5 separate regions of the Mus musculus genome follow, and all the other regions are linked to region 5. Evidence: chromatin contacts called from ENCODE POLR2A ChIA-PET data. All regions are on one chromosome and are shown on one strand. Each heading gives the region's core, a stretch centred on a gene start or an enhancer-like site at or near the end of the contact. The rest is flanking DNA. Distances are from core to core; before and after follow the strand shown. Region 1 holds the start of Slc5a5 (solute carrier family 5 (sodium iodide symporter), member 5). Region 2 holds the start of Ell (elongation factor RNA polymerase II). Region 3 holds the start of Kcnn1 (potassium intermediate/small conductance calcium-activated channel, subfamily N, member 1). Region 4 holds the start of Uba52 (ubiquitin A-52 residue ribosomal protein fusion product 1). Region 5 holds the start of Jund (jun D proto-oncogene).

The links. ChIA-PET counts read pairs that join two places held with the same protein, here RNA polymerase II (POLR2A).
Region 1: POLR2A ChIA-PET joins it to region 5 with 20 read pairs in embryonic stem cell. The contact joins the promoter of Slc5a5 here to the promoter of Jund in region 5. POLR2A ChIA-PET finds 5 or more read pairs at or near these places in 4 of 5 experiments (Patski and embryonic stem cell).
Region 2: POLR2A ChIA-PET joins it to region 5 with 37 read pairs in embryonic stem cell. The contact joins the promoter of Ell here to the promoter of Jund in region 5. POLR2A ChIA-PET finds 5 or more read pairs at or near these places in 4 of 5 experiments (Patski and embryonic stem cell).
Region 3: POLR2A ChIA-PET joins it to region 5 with 14 read pairs in embryonic stem cell. The contact joins the promoter of Kcnn1 here to the promoter of Jund in region 5. POLR2A ChIA-PET finds 5 or more read pairs at or near these places in 4 of 5 experiments (Patski and embryonic stem cell).
Region 4: POLR2A ChIA-PET joins it to region 5 with 14 read pairs in embryonic stem cell. The contact joins the promoter of Uba52 here to the promoter of Jund in region 5. POLR2A ChIA-PET finds 5 or more read pairs at or near these places in 4 of 5 experiments (Patski and embryonic stem cell).

The regions. Positions count from the first base shown.
Region 1 is chr8:70,891,434-70,894,133 of GRCm38, forward strand. It overlaps Slc5a5 (solute carrier family 5 (sodium iodide symporter), member 5), which reads right to left and starts at 1,324. Exons shown (of 15, transcript NM_053248.2): 1 at 872-1,324; 2 at 219-284. The coding sequence starts at 1,228.
Region 2 is chr8:70,538,188-70,540,961 of GRCm38, forward strand. It overlaps Ell (elongation factor RNA polymerase II), which reads left to right and starts at 1,488. Exons shown (of 12, transcript NM_007924.2): 1 at 1,488-1,654. The coding sequence starts at 1,520. Gm51534 (a long non-coding RNA gene) reads right to left here and starts at 1,342. Exons shown (of 2, transcript XR_003947400.1): 1 at 1,281-1,342.
Region 3 is chr8:70,855,625-70,858,372 of GRCm38, forward strand. It overlaps Kcnn1 (potassium intermediate/small conductance calcium-activated channel, subfamily N, member 1), which reads right to left and starts at 1,384. Exons shown (of 10, transcript NM_032397.3): 1 at 1,308-1,384.
Region 4 is chr8:70,509,128-70,511,827 of GRCm38, forward strand. It overlaps Uba52 (ubiquitin A-52 residue ribosomal protein fusion product 1), which reads right to left and starts at 1,290. Exons shown (of 4, transcript NM_019883.4): 1 at 1,211-1,290; 2 at 394-507; 3 at 169-255. The coding sequence starts at 496. 4930522P08Rik (RIKEN cDNA 4930522P08 gene) reads left to right here and starts at 1,359. Exons shown (of 2, transcript NR_151735.1): 1 at 1,359-1,526.
Region 5 is chr8:70,696,413-70,699,112 of GRCm38, forward strand. Jund (jun D proto-oncogene) reads left to right here and starts at 1,327. Exons shown (of 1, transcript NM_010592.5): 1 at 1,327-2,700. The coding sequence starts at 2,646.

The DNA.
Region 1 (2,700 bases), core at 74-2,573, 200 kb after region 5:
GGTGTTTTTAGGTAGGATGGGGTGGAGCTAGGTGAGAGGGTGCCCATAGGCAGAATGAGGGCAGAGCTATAGGCGTGGTCCTTGTATGTCCCAGAGAAGCTTAGCTCAAGCTGGAAGGGGGCGGGGCCAGGTAGGATGAGGGGTGTGGCGTGAGGTCAGGTTGGAGCGGGCTATGATAATTGCTCGTGTGGGCGTGGCAGGGCGGGCAGCTCGCTCACCGTGGCCACCAAGTACTGCAGCGTCCCGCAGAGCCGGACCGCTCGGCTGAAGCGCAGTTCTAGGTACTGCAGAGGGAGCCAAGGGCTGGAGGTTACCGGGCAAGTGACCCCTCAGCCATCCTCACTGTTTCTACTCTGTTCCGGAGTGCCCAACTGAGCTTACAGAGTCTCTGTGTAGGTTAAGCCGGCTTGGAACTCGCAGCAATCCTCCTGCCAAAGCTTCTCTAGTACTGAGATATCACACATGGGACTTCATATTGTCGCTACACTTGTTGGACCGTTGTTTCAGGGTGCCTAGTTGCGCCCTCAGATTTGAAACTGGGGTATCCCTAGGGAGTCCAAACTGGCCTGGTACTCATGGCAATCCTCCTGCCTCAATCTCCCTAGTGCTGAAACTGCAAGTGGATGCTATTCCGTTTTCACTACAGTTGTTGAGCGTTTGGGAAATCCTACACCTCACTGCAGGCGTTTGAACTCTGTCGGGCGCCGGTGGGTGGCTGGTACGGGCACTCGCAGGGACAGGTGTCAGCGGGAGGCCACTGCCCCGAGGCTGCTGCGAGCTGTGGGGCCCGGACTGGCTCTTCCTCCTTCCTGGCCCTGCCCGGTGCCCGCGGCATCTTCCCGGAACCTTCCCATGGGACCAAGTCCCCTACCTGGTAGGTGCTGGTAAGGCCCAGGCGGTAGAAGATCGGCAAGAAGAGCAAGGCTGTGAGCAGCGAATTGAGCAACTGGCCCACGCACATCCACAGAAACTTGAGACCGTAGCGCGCTGCCTCCGCGGGGACCCCGAGCACCTGCACAGCCGACATGAAGCTAGCGGCCAGCGACAGCCCCACAGGCACTGCCGCCAGCTGCCGGCCCCCGGTGAAGAAGTCGTCGGCGCTGCGCTGGCCGCCGCGGGCCAGGCCGACCCACAGACCGATGCCCGTGGACACCAGCAGCATGGTCGCGAACACGCCGTAGTCCCAGGGGCCGAAGGTGGCCCGGGCCCCTGCCTCCGCGCCCTCCATGGAGACAGGTAACTCGGAACGGAGAGGATGCGGAGGACGTCGGGGACTCTCAGAGCGAGCGTCGTCGCAGCGCGAGTTCCTGCTGGGCCGTCGACCCACAAGCTTTTCGCGCGGCGGATTTATTGGGCTCCGGGGTCAGCGCGGCCCCGCCCCCAGCCTGGGAGGCGGGCGCGACCCGCACCCTTTCCGTCCTGGGGCGAGCGGGCCTTCAGGGGTGCGGGCAACGGGGTTGGGGGGACACTAGCGTCTCCTGACACTTTCTCCCACATCTAGGGCTTGTTCCGTGTAGAGTTGTGAACAGACAGGAAGGGCCTTGGACGGCTCAGACCTCCGCTCCCCTCTGTTCACACAGCCTGCGGGAGTTAGGAACCAGAGCTACGAGGAACCCAGGACTGGGGTTCACTTTCGGGGACTTCCGGGCCCCATAAGGAAAAACGAGACTCGAGCCTTCCCCCCAGAGAGCATCTGCCTTTCTCCGCAGCGTGGGAGAAGGAACTGTCCACCCTTGCTAACCCGGTGGGAGGCACTCAGGTTCTCTTTGGAGAATTTCTTCCTTCTGTTTAGGACTCAGTTTCCCTACCTGCACAGGGCAGTCTGGACCTATGGTTGTATGTGTGTGTATGTGTGTGTGTGTGTGTGTGTGTGTGTATGCGTGTACGCACGCGTTTGAGGCTGAGTCTCATGTAGCTCAGGCTGGTATGGAGTCCTGACCAAGGCCCACCCTACCGGCAGGAACACAAGTGTGCACTACACCTGACCTGGCTGTCCTCCCCTTTCCTGTTCTCTTCCTTTCTTTCCCACAGGCTGACCACAAAGGTGTGTCAATCCTGCCATGGCTTCCCTAGTGCTGGGATGACAAGTGAGGGTTCATTGGATACCCATTTCTCCCTTCTTGTCGCAGGTACTTTGGCATACCTGGGTCCAGAACAGAAGTTTGCTGATAGTGGCTTTCAAGGGACCCAGGGCTTGGGATGATGCAGAACTGTCACCGGGACCCTTTTCTGGAGAACTGGCCGTTTCTGGGGTGTTCAGGGTTGATTCCCTATTGAGCCACGTCTGTACTTCCCGGGTGGTCTGATAAGTAAAACTAAGGCACACGCCCCCTGGTGGCCTCATATGCTGTATACTGGCTGGACTGCCTGCCTGGAGGTGCTGGTTAGGAGGGAGGCCTGGCTAGGGCAGTCTCCTAAACCTAGGTGGCAGGCGGGCTTGAGGGCATTACTGATGAGGTTGAAAGGGCTTTTCTCTTCTTATTAGACTTTATTTTATATTTACATGTGGGTACACTGTAGCTGGCTTCAGACACACCAGAAGGCGGCACTGGATTCCATTACAGATGGTTGTGAGCCACATTGTGGTTGCTGGGAACTGAACTCAGGACCTCTGGAAGAGCAGTCAGTGCTCTTAACTGAGCCAATCTCTCCAGCCCGGGGTTTCAGGTTTTTGCAAGGCTTCAGAATGGGTAGAACTAA
Region 2 (2,774 bases), core at 238-2,737, 160 kb before region 5:
CCCTGGTTCTGGGGATCCCCCCTATTAGCTGGACCGGGCAAGCCCACGCCCACTTGGTTTATGTAACCACGCCCACCACAAGCCTCAACAGACGCCCACTCCGTCCTGGTGCGAGCAGGCCTGGCACTTGACCCTCTGGAGAGCTGTGCCTAGACTCCACCCAAGGAACGCGGAAAAAAAGCATAAATATCAAGCTGAAAGGCCCAAGTTCAAGTGTTAAGGGTTCATGAGTAACACATGTAGCGGCGAGGTTAGGAGCTTGGAAAGATGGAACCGTCAGCTCTTATACTTATGAGCGGGTGGGGAATAGGCCACGTCGGTCAAGCGGTCAGGGATCTTAAGTCAGTTGGGTGGGAAACCCTTGAAAATTGGTTTTTGAAACGCGGCAGCGGCAACTCCTGAATAACTCAGCTTGCCCAGCGGCTGAGGCTTCTGGGGAGGGCCTCGGGAGCTTGGGGTCTGACTATGTAGCCCAGTGCATGAACTGAAGTAGGGCAGACCCTGCGACTGCGGGGGGCGTATCAGTTGGGCGTTTGGCGGGCAAGCGGTGGTCTGGGAAAATCAGCAAGCACGGGGTGGGGGAGTGGCCACGCCTGCTTCATGAATAATACAGCAAGTCGGTAGGCGGGCTTTACGGGAGTTTGGGGGCGTGGCCAAACGCGGAGCGCTTGGGGAGCAGTTCCTCGGTGACGCAGGGTTCCATGGGCGTTTGGGGGCGTGGCATAGGGCTGGTAGAGGAGGCGGGCTTCAACGCGTGTAGGCGTGGCTAAATATGTTTCTTTAAGGTGATTTTTTTTTCACTGGGGGCGGGGTGGGCTCGCTGCATATGAGTGACCATCTAGATCTGGCTGGCAACTGCGAACAAACGTGTTCGTCGTCGCGGCCTGGCAGTCTACCAACACGTCGGAGATCACGGCCAGTTTCTCATAAATAACACACTCACGCGACAGGTCGCGAGGCTGAGAGGGCTTTGCTGGGTTTGGGATGAGGATGGGTTTCCTGCAGTCTTGGGGTCGAGGCTGCCTTCGTCTCATGAATAATGCAGGAGGAGTCGTCAGGTAGGAGGAGCCTGTCTGTGAACTGGCGCACGCGCATGGGAGTTGTTTGCAAGGGAGGGAAGTTTCTTAGAGAGCTCTGAAGAGCTGTTTTAAGGCTATGACTGGCCTCGCGAGACCCTTAGGGAGTGGCCAGTTGCGCTGTGGTTAGTTTTTGAAGGCGGGTTTGGAGCGCGCGGGAAGGCGTGGCTAACCTCTCTTCTTGAATAATACAGCAAGACTCACAGTCTCCGGTCCCGAGAGCGGGCCTGTAAGTGCTTGGGGGCGTGGCCATCTGTGCGGGCCCGAGGCAAAATGTTCCTCAGCTCTGTCAAAGAAGGCACGCGCGCCCGGAGTGGGGCGTGGCTATGCTGGCCTCATGAATAATGCAGCACGTCGGCGGGCGGCGCGGCGGGGCGGGGCGGGTCAGGCCGGCGTGCGGGCGCAGTCGCTGAGGAGGGGGGCGGGGGAGTGATGGTTGCAAGATGGCGGCGCTGAAGGAGGCTAGGAGTTACGGGTTGTCGTGTGGGCGCGTGAGCGACGGCAGCAGGGTGTCGGTGTTCCACGTGAAGCTCACCGACAGTGCTTTGAAGGCTTTTGAAAGCTACCGGGCCCACCAGGTGAGCTTTGCGGCGTCCTGGCGGGTAGGCTGCGCCGTGGGGAGACACTTGCGGGGACCTGTGGGGGACAAGGCCGCGCGTCCACACCTGGCGATACCTTGACCAGCCCCAGTGACATCCTTCAGGTTGGCTCTACTCTTGTCTCTTTTTTTAAAAATAGGTCCTTTCTATGTAGCTCAGGTTGTCCCTGAACTGACGGCCATCCTCCTGCCTTAGGTTCTTAAGTGCTGGGATGACAGGTGTGTTTGGATCCACTCATAGAAGGGGTAGTTTGACAGAAACTTACTGCCTGGCCCCAGATCCTGCCACTCTTGTAACCCTGTTTCCCTGGATATTTTGGACAAGGCTGTTGTGTTTTTCTCACCGACGGAGGTGGTTGTGTTAGCCATGGGGGCTTCCTCCCCTGGGCACTCAGCAGGAGGCAACTGTAGCCACCACACTTGGTCTCTCCATTTTCCACTCTTCATCTGGGAGAAATTCCAGGCTTTTTGGTACTGCCTCCTGGCTTGGGAGTGGGGTTAGGGATCCTGGCTGTGTCCCTCTTTCCTGTGCCTCACTCTGGGTCACACCTTGATGCCCCACCCAAGCCACGGTATCACCCTGCATCCATCCACTGAGACAGAAGTTGCAGGACCCCAGGGGAAGTGGCTTGAGGGTTCATCTTACTAAAGTGACTGGGGTGTTGAGTCTGTGTCTGGGATGTGTGTTTGCCTGTGCTGGCTCGGGGGGTGTTGACGCGGTCGAGTGAACAGAGAGTAACTAGGAAAGAATGTGGTTTTCTTCCTGCCCAGGACATGTGCTGCACCATTGGCCAAGCCAGGAATTTATTCCCCATTCAGTGATCTGGGGAGCCTACCTCTTCCTGCATGTCTTCCCTTCACTTCTTTGAGCCACTTCCTGCCCGTGCCCGGGTTTTAGTTTTTTCCTTCCTAGAACAGGTTGAATCTCTTTGGAAAAAGTCCTTCTTCCCTTGTCAAAAGGGGCAGAAAGTGCCCCTGCAGGTGAGAAGGAAGAGGTGGTGAGGATTTGGGTGGCAGCCACTGAGTGACCAGCCCAGCCACTCTTCCTGGTTAGAATTCCAACCTGTAGTCTTTCCCCTTGGGCCATTCTGACTAGTCCT
Region 3 (2,748 bases), core at 134-2,633, 160 kb after region 5:
CCAGCATGCCCTGCAATCATCCTGGCCCATGAGCACCCCCTGCCCCTCAAGCTACCAACAGCAGGTGACAAGGTGGCCTGGGTGCCTGCAAGACACACAGGTGAAGAGGCAATATGGGGCTGTGACTCAGCTGTCTGACACATATGCCAAGCCTAGGTGCTGCCATGTTGTTCCCTGAGACAGCCTCTTCCTGGGCAGGCTGGCTGGCACAGGACAGATGCAGAGCAGGCAGGGCTCAGTGACCAGTCCTGGGCTGGCTGTGTTTTGAGCCTCCAGTTAAAAGGACTGTCTGTTGCCCCAGGCACAAGGGGGATACCTCTTCTGGTTTTAAAAAGAAGAGCAAAGCTGAGGGAGGTTGGGTGGCCCCTGGATCCTCTGCCAGCACCGAGTCAGACACAGACTAAGGGACACAGCCTGGCGGTGGCTGAGGGCAGGACCTTGACAGGGAACCAGGCTGGCTCTGCCCGAGTGGCTGTGAGCTGAGGACAGAGCTGCTTTCTGTCATGGAGCCTGGGGTACCAGCTCAGTCCGTTTTCTCTTGTCTTCTGTAATTTTATTTATTTACTTTAGAGACAGGCTCTCAATCTATAGTGCAGGTTGGCACTGTGGCAAACCCCAGGTGCTGGGATGGCAGGTGTAAGTCGCCATGCTAGGACTGGTGATACATACCTATCAAGAGGTGCTAAACAGCAAGGCTAGCCTGGCCTTTGAGGCCAACTAGGGCTACCTGAGAACCTGTCTCAAAATAAAATAAAATCGGATCAATAGGTGTCCCTTGCTGTGAGTCTCAAGGAGGCACCCACCTCCCACAACTCTTGTAGGAACCACAGTGATAACGGCTCATGACAGAAACTCCCAAGACACTAGACCTGTGTCAGGTGGCCTCCCCAGCAGCTGGTGGGGAAATGGAGTTGAGGAAGGGTGCCAGAGCTCTTCTCACCAGGCTCACTGACTCCTCAGGGTGCCCGGCTCTGCTTGCCCTTTGCACACCGGCTACCAGGGAGCTTACAAGGCCAGTCTGGCAGCCCAGGTGCTGTCACTGAGCACCTTGACCTCAGTTTAGGGTGGCCGAAGAGTGCTCATGTCACTGGCCGTATCACATCCATCCTTGTGCATGGACTTTATGGACTCAGCGTCTCCCACTCGCAATCTTCCCTCACCGGGGGACACGCGCACCCTCTCTTCTGTGTCCCTGACCCCTGACCGCGTGGCAACACCATCCCCAGCGTCGTCCCTAGTCGCATAGCCCAGGGACCCGCTATTACTGCCCCCCCAGCCCCCTCACCCCCGCTTCCTCTCGCCAATACCTGCGGGCGGGGACCTGGACCCTCGTGCCAGCGCGTCCCCGCCGAGACCGGCCAGGGAGGGGGAGCAGCGCCGCCCCGTATGAGCGGCGCCTTGGATTGGCTGAGTGCACCAGGCCCCACCCCCATGACCCCGCAGGCTCCGCCCATGCTTAAAGCTCCCTCCTGGGCACTGGGCAAGAATAAGAACCCCGGTGATGGGCATCTGTGCACAGGCAGCTGGCTATTGCAGGTGATCCTGCACACCTGGACCTCATCTCTGGGGACAGACAAGCCCGCTCACCTCAGGGACCCCGATCTTAAACCCTATTAGCCTTGCGGGCAGAAAGAGCTCCAGGCAGCTGCAATCATCAGGGCTGGGGAGACCCCCGAACCTGCTCTGCCCCCATCATTCAAGCCAAACTTACAGAGCTCACTCATGAAAGTTTTTGTTTTGAATCAAGGTCTCACATAACCTAGTCTGGCGTCAAACTCACTGTGAAGTACAGGCTGCGCTAGAACTTACCAGGGAGTCCAGGTTAGCCTTGAGTGGCCTTGAAGTTCTGTTCCTTCTCCCTTCACCTCCTGAGCGCTGGGACAGTTTTGGGCCCCCCTTTCCAGCTCATGCAACATTTTTTGTGGTCTTGGGTTTTGTTTGTTTGTTTTGATAGCTCTGTAGCCAAAGCTGATCTTGAATTTACTCACTGAAATCCTCCTCTCAGCCTACTTCCTAAGGTGCTGGAGTTTCAGGTGTCTTCTAAGACATCCCAGAGACCAAGGAGTCTAGTCTCCGCCCCTTCAGTCACGTGATTACTGACAAGCTGGGGAGCTGAGGTTTGCCTGCAGCCGAGCGATGAGTGTGTGTATCCCCTCCCTAATCCCCTCCCCACCCCCACCCCAGCCACCCAGCTCCTGCTTCTTCCTGGCCCAATGTCTTTGCAGTTTAGAGGGCCTCAGGAAGGACTGAGGGGCAGATGTGTGGCCAGCAAGTGGCCTGGGAGCAGTGACAGCACTGAGCCCCAGCAGAGCCACCAACAGAGTGACAGTCCAGGTGTTGGGGACCACATCTGCACTATCCACATAGGTGGAGCCAGATGGAACCAGCCTGGGGTGATAGATGTAAGCAGGTTCCAGGAGACACCACAGAGGGACAGGCCAAGAGCACCAGGTTCTGCCTCCAGCCCCTAAACCTTCTGCATGTGGCCACCTCAGCCTGTGGCTGTGGGCCTTCCCTGCCTACCCCCTACCCAGGAATTGTTTTGCTTTTTGTTTTAGAAAGGGTTTCATATCTGTGAGGCTCAGACTTACTATAGAGCTGAGGATGGCCTGGAACTGGCCATCTTGCCTCTACCTCTCAGGTCCTACCTGACAGGATAGGCCTGGGCCACCAAGCCCCATTTGTTCCGTGCTAACAACAGAAGCCAGGGCGTCATAAACACTGGCAAAGCACTCAGTCTCCTGAGAC
Region 4 (2,700 bases), core at 40-2,539, 190 kb before region 5:
ATCCCTTCAGCCCACACAAGGCTAGAAAAGTGGTCTTCTGCCCTTTGCCTCAGAGCCATCACAAATAAATACCCACAGTAAATACGTAAGTCAACCATGCCAACGACCGCAATAGCAGTCGGACGCCAGCCCCCACCTACAATACCAGACAAGCAAAACAGCCCTTACCTTTCTGGATGTTGTAGTCGGACAGGGTGCGGCCATCCTCCAGCTGTTTGCCCGCGAATATCAGCCTCTGCTGGTCAGGTGGGATGCCTGTGCACGAGAGAAACCAGGTTGGCCACAACTCCTTCCTGCAGAAGCTGGTTAGACCCCATTCACTCAAGAGACGAGCAGACCAAGATCCTTAAGCGCTCCCACCCGTAGGAGAACGCCCTGAACAGCACAGCCCACCTTCCTTGTCTTGGATCTTGGCCTTGACATTCTCGATGGTGTCACTGGGCTCGACCTCAAGAGTGATGGTCTTGCCCGTCAGGGTCTTCACGAAGATCTGCATGTTGGCGTCTGCTACACATCAGAAGGAGACGCATGAGTAAAAGACAGAGGTCCGTCGGCTTCTACTAACCACCTAAGACTGCTTATTTCTTAGTTACCTTTACTACCAAAAAGCCAAATCCTGCTGCGGACTACGGCTCAGCAGTCCCACTCTGCCAGTCACCACCACCCGGTGGGTCGGGAAATCCTACCCAACAGCTTGCCACCCCAGCAAGAGTGCCTTCCAACTGAAGGATCGGACAGCAAAGGTTTCTTCTCAATAGGGCCGGCTGGACTCAACTATGCCCTGCTTCTCAGGTGCTGAGGTGAGAGCAGTTCACCGCCACGCACAGTTTAGCCTTTTTTTTTTTTTAAGACGAAGTTTAACCCAGGCAAACTTTCCAGCCTTGGGGGCCACAACCACCCCCCCCCAAGCACAGGCTGGCCCTGAACTCCCTCTGCAGCCAACACTGGACCCAAACGCGCATTGTATCTCAGGCTAGGCCCAGAACTCGCCCTGGAGCTCAGGTCAGTGCCCTTGGTCTTCCGCCCGCAGCGCCCGGGCTGCACTGCCGCGTGCCCGCCGCGCGCCCAGGTCCTGGCGGCCGAGTCCCACCGAACATGCACGACGCCGAAGCGGCGCCCGCGAACCCCTACAGTCGCCTCGCCGACCCCCGCCGCGTCCCCGCCCAGGCCCAGCCGCCAACAGCCCAGCCGCGACGCGGACGGCACCAACCCGCTCGGCCGCCTCGTTGAAGAGAAAGAGGACAGCGGAACCGGAAACCCCCTAGTCTCCTCTGAGAGCGCCTGCGCACTGAGCACGCTGCGCGTTTACGTCACAATCCGCGCCGCATGTCGTCCCGCCCCGGGCTTCGCCGGGCGCCATGTTGGGTCCTGGCGAGAATAGTCGTTCTGTCTGGAGCCGCTTCCGGGTGGAGCTTAACACATGAGTGATAGCAGCTCCTGCGGGAGCCTTCTCCGCTGCCTTCGCGGCGGGGACAGGTTTTTGTGTAATTGAGGCGTTGTGCTGTCACCGCAACAGGCGGACCGCGGTGAGTACTAGGCTAGCCCGCGCTACCTACCAGTCGGCTGGGGTTCAGAGTAAGCCGCTTTCTCCAAAGCCAATGAGAAGACTCAGCGGGTAAAGGCACGTTACCATCACCATCACGGTGGAGGGAGAGGACCGACCCGAGTTGTTCGCCAGCTTTAACCGGCGCGCACAGGCAATAGAAATGAATCCTAGGCCGAGCATGGTGGCGCACGCCTTTAATCCCAGCACTCGGGAGGCAGAGGCAGGCGGATTTCTGAGTTCGAGGCCAGCCTGGTCTACACAGTGAGTGCCAGGACAGCCAGGGCTACACAGAGAAACCCTGTCTCGAAAAACCAAAAAACAAAACAAAACAGAGTAAGCCGCTTTCTCCAAAGCCAATGAGAAGACTCAGCGGGTAAAGGCACGTTACCATCATGGTGGAGGGAGAGGACCGACCCGAGTTGTTCGCCAGCTTTAACCGGCGCGCACAGGCAATAGAAATGAATCCTAGGCCGGGCGTGGTGGCGCACGTCTTTAATCCCAGCACTTGGGAGGCAGAGGCAGGTGAATTTCTGAGATCGAGGCCAGCCTGGTCTACAGAGTGAGTTCCAGGACAGCCAGGGCTACACAGAGAAACCCTGTCTCGAAAAACAAAAAAAAAACAAACAAACAAAAAAAAAGAAATGAATCCTAGCAGTTGGGGGACAGAGGCCCCGGATTTCTGGAAGTTCAAGGCCACTGTGGTCCACAAAGTGGAGCATCCGCAGTGAGCTCCTGTTTCAGACAAGCAGTACAATCACGAGACCTTGCAGAGCTAACTTTCCTATGAGCTTGGCTGTGTGGCTCTTCGTTTCTTAACTATTTCCCAGTGCACCAGGCAAAAAGCAGATGTGGAGGTAACTGGGAAAATGACTTTTTTTTTTTTAATTGAAAGTAGGCTCTTTTTCCCCATATAGTATAGACTTATCAGGATTTCCTTCAAGACGACGCCCCAGATTCTCCCCAGGTCCCTACCCACTCAAAGCCACACATTTTTTCTTTTTTAATTAGAAAAGAAACAGGCAAATAAAACAAAACCAGAATAGGATGAGAAACACAGGCATAAGCTCACACATTTGTAAAACAAAGTTGGAAACCATAACATGCAACCAAAAGGTCCAAACAGCATGAGGCAAACACCTCCAAAACTACTGTTG
Region 5 (2,700 bases), core at 77-2,576:
AGGGCTACACAGAGAAACCCTGTCTCGAAAAGCAACCAAAAATGTTCAGGTCTTACTATTTCTTTACATTTTCCATGCCACTACAAAATGCTCTCCTTGCCTGATAGGGAAAGTGAGTCTCAACAGAGGTAAAACTTAATTTGGTACGTAAACCTGTCCCCAGTCAGCTCAAACCACCGCCTCCAGAGCGCACGCCCGCCCATCCCCCACCCGCCAAGGCCAAGTCCCAAGGTCAGGGCGGAGCCTCGCGCGCTCCGCCAAGCTCCGTACGGCCCCGGGGAGAGGCAGGCCTGGCGCCGGGGGCTGGCTGGCGTTGGGCCAGCACTAGCTGGCTCAGTCGTTTGGCGGGGGGCGGGGGAGGGGGTGCTGGCTGGGATATGGCTCGCGAAGCGCAAACCCCACGTGTGTGGTGAGGGGAGAGTCCACTCTATCTTTCTGGATGGTCACTTGCCTACAAAAGGGGATAAAACCTGGGTGTGTGGCTCTCTGAGGCAACAACTGGTCAAGGCTCGGGCGGGGGTTTGGGGGGAGGGGGGAGAACCCTCTGAGGCCTCAATGGCCTGGGCGAAGGTCCTGAGGTGCAAAGGAGCTCCAATGGGGTACAGATTGGAGAGGAGTCACAGAGAAGGGATGAGACTCCTCTCTGGTCTTCTAAGGGTTGTGTTGAGTGTGCTGGGACTTGTTGCTCCCACCTCTTCCACCTCCGTTCCCAGCAAGCAGAAAAGCCTGCATCAGGCCTGGTGGCATACTGTACTAATTAAGAGGGTAATTACCAGTCCGGATTCTCATTTGCAGGCTCCACTCTGGGACCCACCTCAGGCTCTAGAAGAGTCAAGAGTAAAAACGTGTACTGCCATGGCTGTCCAGAGGCCTGGCACCCTAGTTCTGTCCTTGGGAGGACAAATGTGTGGTAAATGCCTGTCCTTACAGCACATAGAAGGCAGAAGGATCACTTCTCAAGTCTAGCCTGAGCTACAGAAAAATTCTGTCTCAAAACAAAGGCAAAAACAAAACAAAACAAAAAAAACCCCACAAGCTCACCCCAGAACTTCCATCAGCAGGAGCCCCAGGTCAACCTGGGTTACAGCTTTTGCATAGTGCCCTTTAACTCTAGCACTTAGCAGGTCCACATCTGTAAGTTCCCAGCCAGCCCCAGCTGGAAGGTGAGAGATCCTTGCTCAAAACACAAAGTAAAACTCAACAAACCCAAGACTCAAATCTCATGCTAAGATGAGGTGATGGGCACGTCTTTCACGTTGAGGCAGTGAAATCACCCTCAGTCTTGGTCAGCTAGGGTACAGGGTGTCCTAATAACTGAAACCGAAGCAAGGCACAATGGCATATATTAGTCATCCAGAAGCCTGAGGTGAGATTTTGGGGGGTTCGGGAGGTCATTCTGGGGTACAGAGTGAGATTCTGTTTCAAAACGTCCCAATCCAGGGCCATAGGGTAGGCTTAGAAAGTAAACGTGACTGCACCCAAGTCGGACAGCCAGAGTGCCACACCGGGGAGAACAGACTCCCAACTCTCCTCTGACCTTCCTGGACACACACACACACAAAGCACAGATACCTACACAGACAAACACAGATACACAACCACACAGACAAACACACCAGCATGTAAAATAAAAACCGAGATCTGTAGGCCGAGGTTAAGAGACTCAGGCCTGTTACTGCCACACTTGGGAATATGAAACAGGGGGACTGAAGTTAAGTTCATGAATAGCGGAGTCTAGAGGATGAGATCCTGTCTTGACCCAAAACAAAGATTAAAAAAATTTTTTTTCACCGAGATCAAGAAAAAAACCTACAACTGATGGCTACCCTGGCTGCAGTTGGACTCCACACATCCCATCCTCAGTTTCCCCAAGGAAAAGGCAGGAGGTCAGCTTTTAGGGCGTTCGACTCCACCCTGTGAAACTGACAAGGAGCTAAGTAGTTGTGGGGACTCTCCAAGGGACCCTCCTCTGCCTCCCCCTTCCTGCCCACACCTGCCAGCTCCCAGCCGGAGGAACCCTGGCCGGCGCCCGGCCCCCGAGGGGCGTGCCTTCGGTGGGCGTGACGCGGGGCGTGGCTTCACAGAGGGCCTGGGTTTATGAGGCTCCACACATCACGCCACAGAAGTGCCAGAGACAGGGGAGAGATAGACGCACAGATGAGGTCCAGTTTGAGAAACAGAGAGGCAAGATCTAGAGGGAAGTAAAGAGGGGAGGAAGAGAAAGGGAGGAGAGGCAAGAAACAGCAGGGTAGGGACAGAGCCTGCCCGGCAATCCAAGCTGGGCGTGGTGACCCGGCCAAACCGCGTTCAGCCCCACCCCCATGACGTCAACCCACAATGCAGCGCGTTGTTGTGCCATGTAGCGAGCGTCGCTCTTGGCAACAGCGGCCGCCACCAGGCGAGGGCGTCCCGCTCCCGCCCCTTTATGCAAATCAACGACGTCACCTCGCGCCAATGGCGAGCGGGGGCGGTGAGCTCATCGCGGGGGCCGAGGCTATAAGAGTGCGCGCGGGCGGCGCGGGGCAGAGCGGCCGGCATCGGAGCCGGTCTGTACGGGCAGCGGACTGGGGGGCATACGGGGCCCCCCGGGGAGGCCGCGGCCACTCCCCCCGCCCCGGGGCCGAGCGCGGCGGGGGAAGGTGGGGATGGAAACGCCCTTCTATGGCGAGGAGGCGCTGAGCGGCCTGGCTGCGGGTGCGT